Regions from separate parts of the Homo sapiens genome. Here region 1 is linked to region 2. A link is an interaction called in ENCODE POLR2A ChIA-PET data of the cell type or tissue named here. Cell type or tissue: Caco-2. All regions are shown on one strand. Links, peaks and the distances in the headings refer to the core of each region. The heading gives the core; the rest is flanking DNA.

Region 1 (5,384 bases), core at 182-5,181, 89 kb before region 2:
TATTTCAGATTGCTTATAAAAGTCCATTTTAATAAGACCTAAAACAGTCAAGGCAGGAAAGAAGAAAACTATTATAGAAGAGGAGGGGATGGCAAAGAGCCTTCAAGGTGGAGTTAGCAAACTACAGTTCATCAAGAAGGCAGTCGGGAGACCATCCTAAGAATAATCATTATGTAGATTCATTCATTTGTTCAGTAAATATTTATTGAGCACATACTATATGCCTGTAATCTCTTAAGCAGTGAAAATGCAGTAATGAGCAAATCAGACACAAATCCCTGCTTTCACAATCATAGAGGTTGCATTTTAGTGGAGACAGTAAGCAAAATGTTTAGTCTAAATAGTATGTTACATAGTAATAGTTGCTAAGGAGAACACATTAAAGCAGGAAAAGGAGATAGGAGGTATTGAGGGAGGCTTTACATTCTTCATGGAGTTGTCAGGAAGGGCGTCCCTGAGAAACTCACTTTGGAAAATGGCCGGAAGGCTGTGAGGGAGCTGTAAGGGTGTCAAGGGAAGAGTGTACCTGGCAGAAGGAATAGCAAATGCAAAGACCCTGGTGCACTTATAGGAGGAAGTTGCTGGGGAGAGGTTGGGTGGAGTGAGGGAGGAGAGGGTAGTAGGAGGTGGGTCATGGTTGGCATCTGCAACTCCAGGACCAGTCTTAGATGTTTCATTTTTTTTTTTTTTTTTTTTTTTGAGCCAGGGTCTCACTCTGTCACCCAGGCTGGAGTGCAGTGGCGTGATCTCGGCTCACTGCAGCCCCAACCTTTTGGGTTCAAGCGATCCTCCCACCTCAGCCTTGGGAGTAGCTGGGATTATAGGTGGATACTACCACACTTGGTTAGTTTTGCTCGTTTTTTTGGTAAAGATGGGGTCTCACTATGTTGCCCAGGCTCATCTCAGACTCCTGGGCTCAAGGGGTCTTCCTGCCTTGGCCTCCCAAAATGCTGGGATTACAGGCATGAGCCACTATAGCCGGCTCAGTCCCAGATGTTTCAAGGCTCTTCAGAGAAGAAAGAGCAGGGCAACAGCTAAAGCCAAAGAAACTAGCCTTGCTGTACTTTCTACATGTTTATTCAGTTGTATATCAAGTTTTTTTTTTTTATGTGTTTGGAGTTTCTGATAGCTTGAAGAATGAAGGGAAGTAATGATGTATGCAAGTTTACCATGTCTGTTATATTTAACTTTGACATAGACCATTTTGAAATCTTAGCAGATATTTTAGGATGTTCTTCAAAATTTGATACATCACTGTTTATTTTGGAAGCAAATAACAAAAGACTTCCCTGGATCGACTTGTCATTACAAGTGCTTAGACAAATACCCACTAACAGAGTATTATACTATATAGACTGGTAAGTTCCATGGTTCGTAGTCTTGTTTAAGCAATCAGAGTGATAAATCCTGAAATACAATTTTCTGACATTCACCTACCTACCAATTCCCTCCTAAATTTATTGGTTCCTGTAAAACTTACTGTGAAACTTGAGCTACTTGTAATAGTTTCATACTAATTTTCACTTTTTCCAAACAAAGGTGCCTTAAAGTTATGCTGCCAAAGTCTTGTAGTAATTTTCTCACTTTCTTATTGTGTTGCAGGCTGTTAATCGGCTTATTTTAAGAAAATAGAGAGATGTTTGTAAAATCTTGGTTTCAGTTGTGTTCTTAAAATCTAACCTGATAGTGATTTTACTGAGGCCTCTTTTGTGTATTCACTAAAGGAAGAAAACACCAAATCACTTTGCCTTTTGGAGGTGATGGAGAAGAATACATAATATGTTTTCCTGGAAGCTGTTTTTTTTTTCCCCTTGTGAATAGGAGGAGGAAAGCCTACCAGCTGTGCCCGATGCATTTATAATTAAGCCTCTCTTCTCTGAAGTTGATGTTTTGGTGTCTAAAATGACTTGATTTTTTCCATTTTAGTGACATTTACGAATCTTATCCCTTTGTTTAATGGAAAGGGGAAATGGGAGCAAGTGTTACAATTGTCAGGTCTCTGTGATTGATGCCTTAGTGCCCTGCTCTAGGGCATGTCGTTTCTTTAGGCTGTCAGGAATGGGTTAGGATGATGCCCAGTGGTGCCAGCTGTGTGGCTGACAGGAGCTGGGCCACTGAGTTGCCTCTTCGGCAGAGTCAACATTTGGGCCAGAGAGACTGCGACTCAGCGATGAGTGTAAACATTTGTTTAGTTTGAATGATTAGGAGCAGAACTGGTCTTGGTTATTAGCTGATTGTAAGAATCAAGTGGAGCAAAGCCACAGCCTTTGTTGAGGAACAGTACTGTAAGAGGCATATAACATAGGGGCTTTAAGGGAAGCCCGCTTATGCTCAGAATTTCAAATGAAGCCACAGCGTTGGAGGATGGGCGGTTGGTGGGTTCTCCAAGACTAAGCAGAGGGAACAGCAGAGGAGGAGAGAGTGGAAGTGCTTTATCTGGCCCCCTTGGCTGATGCTTGGGGTGAAGGCAAAGTGTTTGGTCGCTGAGACCTTTCCCAGTCACATCAGCTGGCACATGAGAGAATAAACCTGACCCAAAGCTTTAGAGGAGAAGAAACAGGAAAAAATTACCACCTGTATTATGATTTGTTTGTGTTCGTCTCTTCCACTAGACTGTGGATGTCCTGAGGGTGATGTCTGTGCTTATTCATTTTATATCATCAGTGTTTATTGAAATGAACTGAAAGGTGTGATGAATTCCTCCTTTAAATGTGCCATTTTTTAGCCTCTTCAGGTTAAGGGTAACTTGTTATTCCGGTATGTTGTGAGAAGCCTCGGTGCATAACCTTTTCATTTTTTTTTTAAAATAGAGGATTTAATGAAGAAGGATTGCACAAGAGCAGAGTGTAGGGTAATCACCATATAAACTCAGAAATCATAATTGGTTCATTGTTCATTCATTCATTCATCAGCACTAGCTATTATTTGCTAGGTCCTGGGGATGCAAATCATGACATAAAAAGTTCCTTAAGAAGGTGATCACATACTTCTGTATTTGAGATAAGAAGAACAAGAGAATAATTATCCACCTTAAATCAGTAGCCTACAAAGGAATCGTATCAGGAAGAGTTGCAAAGAGAGTTGGAAACAATTTTGTTTTGTTTTATTTTCATTTTGAGACAGGGTCTCACTCTGTTGCCTAGGCTGGAGTGTAGTAGTGCAAACAAGTCTCACTTCAGCCTCAGTCTCCCAGGCTCAAGCAATCCTCCCACCTCAGCCCCCCAAGTAGCTGGGACTACAGGCACACGCCACCATGCCCGGCTAATTTTTAAACACTTTTTGTAGAGATGAGGTCTTGGTATGTTGCCCACGCTGGTATCAAATTCCTGGGCTCAAGTAATCCTCCTGCATCTGCCTCTCAAATGCTAGGATTACAGATGTTAGCTACTCTACCCAGCAGGAACAGTTCTTAAATCTAGCTCAGAGATAATATTGTGTGATTGGCTTAAACTGTATTAACTGATTGCAACTTGAATTAACAAAATAATCTGAGTTGCATATACAAACAAATACTTTAAAGCTTATTTAAGTTTTTAAATAATTTACCTGAAGTATTTCTATGTGTGTTTGATAATAATATTAATGACTTACTAGTGTAGGTAATATACTGTCTCTTTAATAACCTGTAATGAAAATTATCCCTCACCAAATAAATGTATATTTTGTCAAGTTGTCTATCATATATTCCTTCCAAGAACCTCTAGATGCACCAGTCCCCAAAGCAGTTTATTTTAAAAGAGACTTACAAGTAATAGTACAGAGAAATGGAGAGCCTACTGCTATAATTTTTTTAACCTCTTAAAATATTCTGCAAATTGTGAATATGCTGGAAGTGCTCTTAGTGACTCCAGTAGTTTTATTGAATCAAAAGTAGTTTACTTTCTTAGCAAATCAATCAATTTTTGCTGGCATAGTACAGCTATGCTGTATGATTTCTTGTATAAGTCATTGAATCTGTCATTTTTAAGAATGAATTTTTAAAAATGATCTTTTGCTATATAGATTTATAGTCAGCATAGGCTATTGAAGAAACTGTCTCAGAGCATGGAGGATGAATGTCTCCAACTCAAAAATGTGTTGTGGCTCTCGGAGACTATTGTCTTCATTATCTTTCTCCTGGTGCTTTAGATGTAATTAAAAATTACTATGTGTAATCAAGTATAAGGCGGTTATAATAGTATTCTGTTTTTGTTTATATATAAATAGAATTTTTGTTTATATATATGTTTAGTTTATATATATTTTTCGTTTGTATGTATATCCCTGTAAAACCTTTATGGTAGTTTGAGGACTAAATAAGACATGTCTGCAGTAAGATAGGAGTGTTTTGGAGGATCTGAGTTTCTTTATATTGTGAAATATTAGCTCAGCTAATGATATTAGAAGGACATCAGTTTATATCTGCCTCGGACTTATTGACAACCTCTTTGAGATGAATTTAAATTTGGTTGTATCATTAGACATAGCTTCTAGTATCTGATTTAAAGTTACTCAGTTTAGTTTAATGTTATATTGGGTCTTCAAATATTATTTGGTATAATTAAATTTTTGCATTCATAACACAATTTGAATAGAAGAGCACCAGTTTTTCATTGATTGGAGAAATAAAATATAGCATGAATAATAAATTTAAAGTCATGATGTAAAAGAAGCCAGATGAGACCCTCAGGTCAGATAGAATGAGTTTCTATTTGTCTTGCTCTAAAAGACACTGTGTTGGAAAAATCTATTGGGTGAATTAATCAGATTCCCTCTGCAGGCTCTTCATAACTTAAGGCAGTGAATAGAGTTGCATGTCTCGTTGTCATCACATATCAGATATGCATAATATGTAGCGATTCAGATCAGCTGCGGGAGTGTTTGGGCGCTTTTGTTCCTTTGAGTCTTTTAAAGTGGAAAAGAAGTGGCAGTGCATAAAAGTTAGCTCCAGCTATTATTATTTTATTGACCTGTTTCTTCCTAATGGAAACAACATTGTGATCACAAATTAGAAAATGAAAGAACTCACTTTTAATGGTTTGAAACTTGTAGGGCAAACAAGATTTTGGCCATACGTGGATGTACTTTAGAACATGGCTATGTACACATTTTCCAAAAACTCTGTTGGAAAATTAAAGTATTTTTTAATGGATTCTGTAAAGAGACAGATAGTACATTGTGGAGTTTATATGTATTTGAAAATATGGATAGTTTGATTTATTTTACAAGAGTGCATCAAGGCCAGAGTTTTAATTCTCCTCTTATGTTCTGTTATTCCCTTTTGATGTGCATATTTCTGTTTTTTATGAAATACTTTAATTTAGACTTAACTACTTGGTACACACGTTTCAAACTATTATATATCGCCTGGCACCAGATGTTTTTGCTTTCCCGTATTGTTGGTC
Region 2 (5,384 bases), core at 186-5,185:
GGTCTCTTTGGGATTGCTGTGTTTTTAACTATCTCTGTTTTCAGGGACTTAATGATCCTAGAGATCTGCAAGCATTGTCTGAGCTGAGGGAAAATTGTAAACATCAGGCACTTTGGTTAATAGTTGAAAGACCTGTTGTAACCCAACAGAGAATAAGGTAGAAGTCATTCCTAATTGGCCTGATGGGTGAGACAGGAGAGTGAATTCTCATGCAGCTTAGCAGTCAGCATAGGTATTGAAAGACAAGCCCCTGGGGAAGCAAGAGAGGAACCAAGGGCTTTTGTTGTATGTCTCATCAAACCTCTTAGGAGAAAGAAGAGGGAAATTGAGATATTGAGAAACCAAACAAGTAGTGTTACAAATGAGGCCTACTGGGAGTCCCAAAGGAAGCCAGATTCCTAATGAGAAAGCAATGGTCTAGGTTAAACAGTGACTTTTTTATTAAAAAAAGTTATTTTTTTTTTACTACTTGTTCTTGAGAAAGTTTCATGGCTAAGTGCTGGAGAGTTGAGGGCACCTGGAACTGTGCCCAAAGCAGAGCATAAAGGATTATTAAATTAAAAGAATGTGTATCATCTCAGTGAAACAGAAGGGATGAAATAACAGACCACCAATATTTAGAGCTGGGCAAAGAGAGAAGTGAAGAACAGAGGAGAGATTGTCTAGAGAGGTGGCGAGAAAACCAGCAAAGTACCAAGGAAGAAAGAGAGTTTCAAAGAGCATGGACGATGATGTCAGATATTCAGAAAAGTCAAATCAATGAATCCTGAAAGTAATTTATTACATTTTACAACTAGGAAGGTTTTTTTTTTTTTTAAGAATGTTAAGGGACTGGTGGGGATGGATACTAATTATTTTGTGTTGAAGAGAGAATGGGGGATGAAAAAATGTAGGGTAAAATACATATAAGCTACTCTTTTTAGCAGTGAGGCAGGGAAAGAAAAGAGAACTAGAAGAAAGGGGAGAAGTGTTTTGTGTTGTTTCAGTTTTAAACTAAATGGGGAATAATCGAGTATGTATATAGACTATGACAAAGGAGTCAGTAGAAAGAGAAAAAGTTATTAAGGAAACACTTGAAGTATATTCTTGATGGAGAAATCTGAGGAGCTCTATTTTCTCTGTCACTTGAACTTTATTTCATATGCTCCATGTAATTGGTCTTCCTGTTTCTTTTTCTAATAATGTGTAGATATGAAATAGCTCTTTTTATTGTCGGCTTCATCTCATTTAGGATCTAGACGTATAAGAAAATTATCCTTCTTAAATATCTTTTATTTTTATTCATGTTCTTTTGAAATTCAGGTACATCATGGAACTCTCTGTGTAGCACATTTGTTTTTCTTCTTTGCTCCATTTTCTTCATTGATACTAGTTGTGATTTTTTTTAATGACATCTCTTTTTTTGTGAATTTTCTTCCTTGATACCACTTCTCTCTTTGTAATTTAGAGTTATGAAATAAAGCTACTATTTATTGAACACTCCATTTTTTTCACCTGTGAAAACAGGGTTAATAATAGAATTGATTTCATACAGCTGTGAAGAATGTATGTAAGCAAATACATTTAGTGTTTAGAACATTGTCTCACATAAATGTTCAATGAATATCAGCTACTTCTTTTTCGTTTCTTATAACAATCCTAGAAGAGATTTGAGATAATACAATTTCCCTTATTTTACGGGTGAAGAAACTGAGACCCATAAAGTTTGAGTAATTTGCCTACAATCACACAGCTAAGTTCCAGGGCCAGAATTCAGATCCAGTTAGTCCAACTCCAGAGCTGAGTTCTTAACTTTTACCATTTTTTGTAAAACTTCAAAATCTGCTTTCTTGAAATCTATTCTTACCCTACCCTTCTGTCATGCCATGACTATGCCAATTGTAAGGTCCAGGGTCAGGTTTGAGCCCCAGCCGAGGTCCGAGGGGAGTGGGTAGATGGGCAGATAGCTGAAAGAACACTCGGGGGGCCATAGGCAGGGGAATATGGTTTTATTCAGCAGCTCTCTCATCAACAGCTCTCTCACACTGTCCGCCTTTATCTTGGTTGTCTGCTCCGGCTCCACAGCTCCTCTCAGCAGCCAGCTCTGCCGCTCTGGCTGCTCCCACACACAGCTGCACGGCCAGCTCTCCCTTGCCTGCAGTGTCAGCAGCTTAACTCCTTCCCTCTGGGCATGAGTGTGAGCCATGTCGAGCCATGTAGTACCCTGGCTCCCCTCTGTCCATCTGCAAGATGGACAACTCCGGTACTCTCTTTTTCTCTAGGTGCAATAGCCAAGCCATGCCATGCCATACTGACCCATGCTAAACCAAGCCCCCCATGCACAGTGTCAGCAGGGCAATTATACCTTTAACAGACAATAAATAATGGCTTACAGCCAAGTATGAACTTACACAAACAGGTTATTTAACAAGTGGAGTATGTGCCTGCATCCTAAACTCACTGAGTCATGCAGGCCTGGATGTCTGCCTTGGCCTATTTCTTGACCAAAGCACATCCATGTACCTTATACCTTCCTTGTTAATAATTAACTGTAGGGTACATAGCCAATTTCTTGCATAATTCTCTTATTTTCCCTCTGTATCCATGCTGTTTTTTCTCTCTAGTCATTTATTATTAATATTCTCCACTGTTCTAGTCAATTCCACAGTGAAATCATAGCTATTTTCCCCCCTTGTTTCACCTAAGTGATTTGTGAGTTTTGGTATAGTAGGTGCCTGCATGAAATAGAGCGCTCACTGCTCACCTTCCCTTTCTATCAGATAGATTTATTTTGGACAAGGTTTTCTATTCCTTTGCTGCCTTCTCATGTGGACTTCAGCCCAAGATTTGATGGGCTCCATTTCTCTTACTACCTTTTTATTCATTGCCATATAAGCATATGACAAACATAACTCCTGACTCGCCAGCACCTTTCAACCCTTTTATTCTTCTCACAAATAACATAGGAACTAATATTATAGTAAGAACTATACCTGAAAAAATAAAATTTTTTCTAATACGTTTTTGAGTAAATCAGAATCTGAGCCCTCTTGAGCCTCCACCTGAGGTATATCCCCAGCTCTTGCTGTGAATGTAGTTAAGTTTTCAAAATTGAGTTGGGGAGACATTGATTCTCTCAACCTGTTGTGTCCTTTGAAACTCTTGCCAATTTTTCATTATCTTTGTTCTCATGTTTTTAGTCACTTCCTTGTACATTCATATCTACGTAGGTATATTTATATTGTTTACACGTATTTATTCACATAAACTGTCAGATACAACTTTCTTAAATTGCTAATCACTGTTGTGATGATTGATGTGACCTAGACTAACTTACCATTGACCCTCTGTTAAAAAAGGGCTCGTTTAATTAGTAAGACCTGGAGAGAACCACTGTATTTAAGGTTATTTCATCCAATAAACGTGGTTTTGTAGAGGATGTTTATAGTTGTAAATGTAATTATTGTAGCTGGCGCAGCCAGATCTCTATTTAGAGATAATATTAGGAGACACTTAATGATCAGCATGTATAGTTATGTTTCTCTTTCTACTTTTCAAAAACTTTTCCTGGATTTATATATATTTGTGCACATGTGTGTGAGTGTGGGTGTGTGTATATTACAAAGAAAGTTCAGAGAGGTAGCAGCGATTATTTTTGAAAGTTGGAGAAAGCAGAGTTGGCAGGATGAATGATGGCCCTGTGTTTACGTATGTCATTGGTAACAGCTGCACTGAAAAGTTGGGCGTCTCAGTTTCTCATCTGCCACTTTCTTACTGTACTTCAGAGTTGGAGCCATTCCATTATCTGAAATGAGTGAATTGTCCTCTTTTTTCGAATATCCGATATAATTTGTATTTTCTTTTTAGTCACTCAAAATTGGTGATTTTTATAGTATACCGATTGGATGCATATTTGACAACTAAGCAATTGTGTTCTCTCACTTAGATTCAAAATCTGTGAGTTCAGCTGACTAATTAGTGGTCTGGATTTTTAAAATCATGGTAAAACGAAGACAATAAATGATATGTTTCCTTTAAAAATTTGTGTATTTGAAAACAAAGATAAAATGAAAGGTAATCCTATGTATTATAAGCAGACTAAGTTGCTTATCTACCATGGACACAGGACATTACTTTTATAGTGTCGATTTTTGATAGTAATTTTTATATAGCTACATTCCAGGCTTTTTTGAACAAAAGAGTTAATGTTAAGAGGCAAATGGTAGACAGTTACTAATCAGTGATTAAAACCTTTGTTTGCAGATATTTTACATACAAAAATTTAGACATTTATATTCAATTTACCTAATTTACAGATATGCTACTCTTAAAACACTTCTTTTTATAAGCTAATATATTATACAAGCCAAAGTCCTATTTATTTTCTGGGCTAGCATTTGTATCTAAGGTGCTATTATGGAAGGATGACTACTGATTTCCCATCTGTTTCAGTTGGAGAAGAGTCATGCCAATTGTATTCATTGCTCATTTTGGGTGAAAACTGAGCACATATCTAACTGCTTTTGAGTATATGTTGCCCCTGAAGCTAGGTAGTTTATTCTTCTAACACTCATTTTCAACTTAAGTGAAAAGCATATCAGAATGCTTTTTATTAGTGACTGTAAGGATTGACACACACACAAAGGAGAAACATTTAGGAAAGCTGACTTCTGTGATTTCTTTCTCTTTTCTTTCTTTTTTTTTTTGACTGAGCCCTCATTCTGTCACGCAGGCTGGAATACATTGGCACCATCTCAGCTCACTGCAACCTCCGCCTCCTGGGTTTAAGCGATTCTCCTGCCTCAGCCTCCCGAGTAGCTGGAATTACAGGCATGTGCCACCACACCTAGCTAATTTTTGTATTTTTAGTAGAGACGGGGTTTTGCTATGTTGGCCAGGCTGGTCTTGGACTCCTGACCTCAGGCGATCCATCCACCTTGGCCTCCCAAAGTGCTGGGATTACAGGCATGATCCTCTGCGCCTGGCTGACTTAGGTGATTGCTTACTTATTTTATGAATGGTCCTATGAACAGAGAAAGCTGATGTAATCTGTCCTTTGTAGTTGTTTGCTGTTTTAGTCCTCATTTGAGATAGTTGGACTTCATTCACTTCTGAAGTGTTTATTGAAGCCAACTTGTGTGAAAGGCATCTATCCAAGGAAAAGCCATATAAACATGAATTTTCCTCAAAGTGGCCAAATTCTTTTTTCTCACGTAAAAGGAAATTAGATTTTTTTATTAGATGCTAGATTTGGTAGCTGAGGTTTAACATTACTGAATCGCTTCTTGGTTAAGACCTTGCCAGTTGGCCTTACTTTGTAGCACTAAACGCAGCAAAGCAGATTGCTCTATAGAAAAGGGATGCTAATGTCCTGTTTGATGGTGATGAACACACATGTAATTGCT

What was found. ChIA-PET counts read pairs that join two places held together with the same protein. Peaks named below come from ENCODE experiments on the same cell type or tissue, not always from the same donor. Only the 100,000 strongest peaks of a DNase experiment are listed, where the experiment ranks them.
Region 1: POLR2A ChIA-PET joins it to region 2 with 6 read pairs; 2 of 35 experiments call an interaction of 5 or more read pairs at or near these places.

The regions. Positions count from the first base shown.
Region 1 is chr7:90,675,852-90,681,235 of GRCh38, forward strand. The region is part of intron 2 of CDK14 (cyclin dependent kinase 14); the gene reads left to right. Among named protein-coding and RNA genes, the nearest start is that of CDK14, 82 kb to the left of the region's middle. In Caco-2, for the core only: no CTCF peak of the experiment used is centred there; no DNase peak of the experiment used is centred there.
Region 2 is chr7:90,764,801-90,770,184 of GRCh38, forward strand. All of the region lies in intron 4 of CDK14 (cyclin dependent kinase 14), which reads left to right. Among named protein-coding and RNA genes, the nearest start is that of CDK14, 170 kb to the left of the region's middle. RefSeq lists enhancers at 1-481, 1,682-2,183, 2,184-2,683. In Caco-2, for the core only: no CTCF peak of the experiment used is centred there; DNase peaks (open chromatin) are centred at 2,161 and 2,451.